Regions from separate parts of the Homo sapiens genome. Here region 2 is linked to region 1. The links are chromatin loops, found by intact Hi-C in ENCODE. Cell type or tissue: dorsolateral prefrontal cortex. All regions are shown on one strand. Links, peaks and the distances in the headings refer to the core of each region. The heading gives the core; the rest is flanking DNA.

Region 1 (2,919 bases), core at 240-2,739:
GTGTGCGCGCGCGCACACACACACATGCTTGTGCTTTTTCCTACTTGCTGTTACATAGAATGAAGTAACAATACAAAGGAGTAGGAAATCAACTACAGATCAGGTGCAGGCAGATAATGGAGATAACTGAAAAGAGGTAAGTTTGATCCAGCTGGCAGTGTTGGGACTGTGCCACAGGACAGGGCATGCCCTGCCTTATGTCATTCAAAATTGGTGAAATACTGCACTATTACATGCCTAGAGGTTGCTCTCGCCCTCCCCCACACCTCCACCTGTACCAATTTTCAACCCTTTGTAGCTTGATGCATGCTATAGATTGAATGTTTTGTGCCCATCCAAATTCATATGTTGAAATCTTAACCCCTAAGGTGGTGATAGTAGGAGGTGGGGCCTTTGGGAGGTGATTGGGTTCTGAGGATGGACTCTCATGAATGGCATTAGTGTCCTGTGAGTTCTGAGAGAGCTTCCTTCCCTCTGGTCTCCACTATGTAAGACTATAATGAGATGCCATCTGCAAACCCCGAAGAGGGCCCTTACCAAGTGCCAAGATCATGTTGGCACTCTGATCTTGGACTTCTAGCCTCCAGAACTGTAAGTAATAAATTCTTTATAAGCCACCCAGTCTATGGTACTTTCTTATAGCAGCTCCAGGTAAGACAGGGGCCACTTCAGAATGCAGGCCTAGCAGTTTTCTCCTCTGGGCACTGTTGAACCTTGATTCTCAGAAGGCGGCTTGTGGCTCATATCACATATACTACACTAAGCTTTAATTCCTTTCTGACATTGCCATGGAGGCAGGATAACTCCGGGCATGTGCATGTGGCTAAGGAGAGCCACCCACTGGCCTGGTTCCGTTCCCCAGGGTGCTAGTTAGGATCCTTGGATTGCAAACGACAGGAATTGACACTGCCTGGCTAAAGCAAAAAGAGAATGTGTTAGAAGGATACGAATGATTCGCAGACTCCAAAGCAGAGGCAACAGGCTCCGACAAGTGTAGGCTGGGGCTGCTTCAGGGATACAGGCAGCAGAGACAGGCAGGTCTCTTAAGTGGCCACACCTGGAATTAATGCTTTTTCCCTTCTGTATGTGATTATGTTGGAGAAGCAGAGGCCCAGGATAGAAGTGGGAATACTGTGCTTGCTGGTGTGCCTTGGCTGGGGAAGGGCAGGGCACTTTGATACATTGTCTGATGAAGACTGCATGCAGTTTAGGGGGCTAATTCCTTAAAAGGAAGTTGAGGTGCTATTTTCTAAGAATGGGTGTCGAGTGGCTGAAAAGCAACAAATGTTCACCACAATCTACTAGTGACATCTTGTGGGCCGATATCGATGGCTGGTCTTTCTTCGAATCTGGAGGCTCTGTTGGCTCTTTAGCCTCACGGAGATTTGTTCAGCCTGCTTGCTTAAGGAACAGATAGGATGGAGTGGGGCAGTTGCCAGAAAATGGAATTTTTTTTAAAGCTCTATTGCTTTGTTGCTCATATGTGCGGGAGAGACTCGAACAATCCTATATATGGAGATAGAGTTAAATAGTTGGATTCAGAGTGAATTACAGCTCCAGCTCATGCTAACCTCCTCCCAATCCATCAGGAAAACTCTTGACAGGAGGATGGGGAGGGCGGGGTGAAGTCTGGATGCATGGCTTCCTGTTGCTGCCAGGTCAGTCTTCACACATGCTGTCTTCTGATACTTTGAATTTTGCACTTGAAAAATAATTTTTTACAGTGATTTAAGTCAGAAAAAGGAGGACCTGAAAATCCAGGTGTCAGAACAAGGAAATGACCTGACAAACTGGTGTATCTGCAGATTTTCTTCTCTTGAATAATTGCCTATAAGATTAAAAAACAGTGGATATAGATTTACCTTATCTGCTGAAGTCATGCAAAGAAATGATTTCATCACAGGCTGAGAAAGTGTGGAAAAATCGGCAGTCTCTAACGCAGATTTGTTCATCCAGTTCAAAACCTGTGAGGCCAGCAGACATGGTTCAGTAACTAGCTAAATCTGTAGCCTCTAGTCTGATTTGGGGCTTTGTGGAACTTTGGGACCACCACAATTGGAACACAATTTGCTCTTTTAGCATTAAATCTTCGAAGATGCTGGCTCCCTTCTTAGATCCATGATTATAATGGACTCTCAGAAATTAGCATTTCATTGGAGCGATCTAATTTACTAGGCCCTCTGCTTGCTTTTGAGAACACAACCAAACTCTGTAATAGAAATACCGTCTGTCTACTAAGAGAATGTTGTGGCCTGTTCAGGTGGTCATGAATGTAAGGAGGATGCAGAGTCCCAGGTGACCAGTTTATTAGAAAATCGCTCTAGAAGGGATTAGAGGATGTTTTAAGCTGCTTACAGTGTTTTTAGGAATGAGGGTGAAAGATGCTATTTGCATGCAAAATAATCTCATAAAAGAATGATTTTTTTTTTTTAACATCACATTTATATAATGACATCTTGTAGCCAGCTGCTCTCACCCATCTGGCAACTTAAAGATTTCCTTTTAGTTTCTTTGATACAGAAATTACCTACCATTAGGTCTGCCACTGGGCCTATTTAATTGGAATTAAAAGAAAGCACCTCGTTTGCCAGATCTGCTGTGGTTCCTGGCGGAAGCTGTGAGTAACCAGCAAATCTCTGCTCTGGAGTTACTGAGAGAATGCAATTACCTTTCTGTGTTCTCCTGAGGCTTTAGGAACTCAACTTATGAAAAGGATAACTAGCTTGTTGCTATTTCATGTGTGAAGTTTTAATGAATTACTGGCAGTCTAATGGTTTTCTTTCTTTAAAAAAAAACCCAAAAACCTATTTTAGAAATTTTAATAGCCCTAATGAGAATTTTTGATTAGTGTGTCATTCTCATCTGTTGCCGTTGATGGATTTCTATTTTTTGTAGAAATGTTATTTACGCCCTCTGGGA
Region 2 (2,919 bases), core at 219-2,718, 330 kb before region 1:
TTGTCTGAGATGGGCCAGCAAAGTCAGTGAGACTGAACTGCCTTCACAGGGATTGAAACAACCTTCCAAGTTACCTTTCAGAGGTGCCTCAGGAGAACAGGATGCACCAATGGAGACAGAAACTGTGAAGAATATACATTTCAGGAGCCCTAAACCAACAGTGGGTGTGCATCTGTAGCCCCCAAAGCCCCAGGATCTCCACTCCAACACCCTTATGAAAATAATATGAATCATCCAGCTAGTTCCATGAATGTAATAGTGTCTTCAGCTGAATGACAGCTGTGCTGAATTTAGAGTGGGTTTCCTCCAAGTGTGGAATTTCTCAAGGGCAAGGTAGCTGGATTGGAAAGGATCCTATTTTTTAACCTCCCGTGGCCTTGCTCCAACAATTGTATTTCTGTTCCAAACTCGGTCATTTTTAAAACCTCACTATCATCCAATTTTATTAAAATAAGTACTTATTTTTAAAAATAATTATTTTACTTATTTTATTAAAACAAGTAGGCTCATATTCATCAGCTCAATGGAACCTAGTGCCTCTCAAAAATCCAAAGTCCAGGCCAGGTACGGTGGCTCACTCCTGTAATCCCAGCACTTTGGGAGGCTGAGGCAGGCAGATCATGAGGTCAGGAGTTCAAGACCAGCCTGACCAACATGGCAAAACCCTGTCTCTACTAAAAATACAAAAATTAGCCAGGCGTGGTGGCATGTGCCTGTAATCTCAGCTACTCAGGAGGCTGAGGCAGGAGAATTGCTTGAACCCAGGAAGCAGAGGTTGCAGTGAGCCAAGATTGCACCACTGCACTCCAGCCTGGGTGACAGAGACTCCATCTCAAAAAAAAAAAAAAAAAAAAGAAAGAAAAAAAAAATCCTGAAATTACATCTACATAGCTTGCTTGCTGTTTGGACACACATAACTGTCCAAGTCAGATTTGTTAGCTTCATCACAAGAGCTTTACTTATTTCTCTTATCCCCATCCAAAAGCCTGAGTGAGCAGCGTCAATCTATTCCAAATGTGGAGCACTGGTTGTGTTTTACGGTCCGGGTGGGGCAACAAATGAGACAGGCTGTCAGTGCAATTCAAAATTGGGTGTTGTGGACCCTCTGGAGCTGTGTGTTTTCAAATCTGTTTCTTTTTTTTTTAGTTACCAAAATGCAGAGCTTTCAGGCTGATTATTTTGGAGTCTATTTGGATCCTTTGTGGAGCTGGGAAGTAAATCGTCAGCTTATACACAAGGTGGCACCCTGTGATTCCAACCAGGTCTGAGAGGAGCGATGCTGCTAAGAAACTGAGCCACAGTCACAAATTTTTATTTACCATCTGCTATTCCCACGGTGGCAAATGCAGAGGTAGAAGTAGATGTTTGGCAGGTCACCTCTCAGTGTAGTCTCTGTCCCTATGTCTCAAAGATGCAGAGCTGCCTCAGAAAAGGGCACTGGAACCACAGAACTGATTCCAGTTGATTGTAATGAATGCAGACCCCACATTCAGATTACATATGGAAAACAACGAAGCTTTATTAGTACTAGGCTCATTCCTGGGAACATAAGGGGGAGGGGTGGAGATGCAGTTCACATACTAACCCAATTAACTTTCAAATGGTTTTGCTGAAACCAGGAGCCAATTAGAAAGAACGTGACATTTGCAAAACTCTGAAATAGTTGAATAGCAACTGTGTTTACTAGTTTTAAGATTCCTTTCAAAAAGTAATTTGTCCATTATTTGGAAGCTGCCTGCCTTGATTATAGTACTGGGAGATGGACACTGGAATGTAATCCTAATTCTAACAGTTATTTGACATTTATTCTAATTTAGACTACATTTAGACAGTGATTTTATTTTGATATGGCTTTAAACTGGTTTTAATTCTTGGGTGCTTATATATTATGCTTGCTGGGCTAAATGCATGTCATTTGGAATTGGTCTAGAGCATATCTGAAGTGGACTGATTTTAGAATGACTATACTTAGCGCATTGTATGTGGAAATTAAAATAGGCTATTAGGCTGCACACCCATTTGAGGCAGGTCTTGATAAAAATATTTCATGAGAGAATTTTTTATTTTATAAGAAGATATTTTTTGCTTTTAGCACTAACAATTATATGAGTATTCAACAAATCAATCAGAAATAAACTTTATGAAAAGTAATATTTATATACAAATAAAAGTTACTTTCCAAAAGTGAACAGTGGCATTCCGGTTTGGGCACTGAATTGGAAGCCAAGAAAACACAGGCTGTGTCTCCGTTGAAAAGTATATTGTGTTATTTGCCTTAAATGGTTTTATTCCCAGCTCTATAATCATTGCCTACAGGGTGAGAAGAAAATGGAGATTTGGGGAAGAAATCTTTTACATGGTCAAAGTAAAAGAACAACAAAGAAACAACCACAACAGCAAAAATCCCTTCCTATAAATTCCAGGTTTCAAAAAGGTGTTTTTGAATAACATTAATTGGTTCTAAAATCTCTATGCACAAAGGTACAAAGCTGGACAACAGGGTAGGCCACAGTAAGAACAAATATTGGCAGCAATAGCTAGGTCAGGTGACAGGCCAGTGAGGTATGTGAACTATAAACTAGAGTGGCATGGGGTCAGTATCAGTGAATTTCTTCATGGAATATCAGTCAACAAATATACTTTAGATGCCTGCCATATGTGAGGCATGGAACTGGGGATACAGTGATTGACAGACAGATGTTGTTCCTGCCCTCCTTGGTCTACTGCAACTTTAGGCTCTGGCTTATGCGCTCCCTTGGCCGTTGGTTGGAAGGTCTTAGTAACTAATTTTGAATTAGCAGCTTTAGAATGCTGACTGGTCAATAAGCTGAAGAGCTTGGATAGCAGGGTAGCACCACTGAGAAAACCAGAGTTTTGGAGTCAGGTCAGACCTGAATTTGAGCCCAGTTCTGCAAGTTG

What was found. A loop is a pair of places that touch in the nucleus more often than their neighbours do. Peaks named below come from ENCODE experiments on the same cell type or tissue, not always from the same donor. Only the 100,000 strongest peaks of a DNase experiment are listed, where the experiment ranks them.
Region 2: a loop joins it to region 1, with 5 times the contacts of the local background. A loop is called at or near these places in 4 of 110 quality-filtered maps.

Annotation. Positions count from the first base shown.
Region 1 is chr2:148,966,350-148,969,268 of GRCh38, forward strand. The region is part of intron 11 of KIF5C (kinesin family member 5C); the gene reads left to right. Among named protein-coding and RNA genes, the nearest start is that of LYPD6B, 71 kb to the right of the region's middle. RefSeq lists a silencer at 686-980. In dorsolateral prefrontal cortex, for the core only: a CTCF peak has its summit at 1,315 (motif pointing left); no DNase peak of the experiment used is centred there; H3K27ac peaks cover 2,500 bases.
Region 2 is chr2:148,639,730-148,642,648 of GRCh38, forward strand. No RefSeq gene overlaps it. Among named protein-coding and RNA genes, the nearest start is that of EPC2, 3.6 kb to the right of the region's middle. In dorsolateral prefrontal cortex, for the core only: CTCF peaks have their summits at 1,234 (motif pointing right) and 1,434; a DNase peak (open chromatin) is centred at 1,252.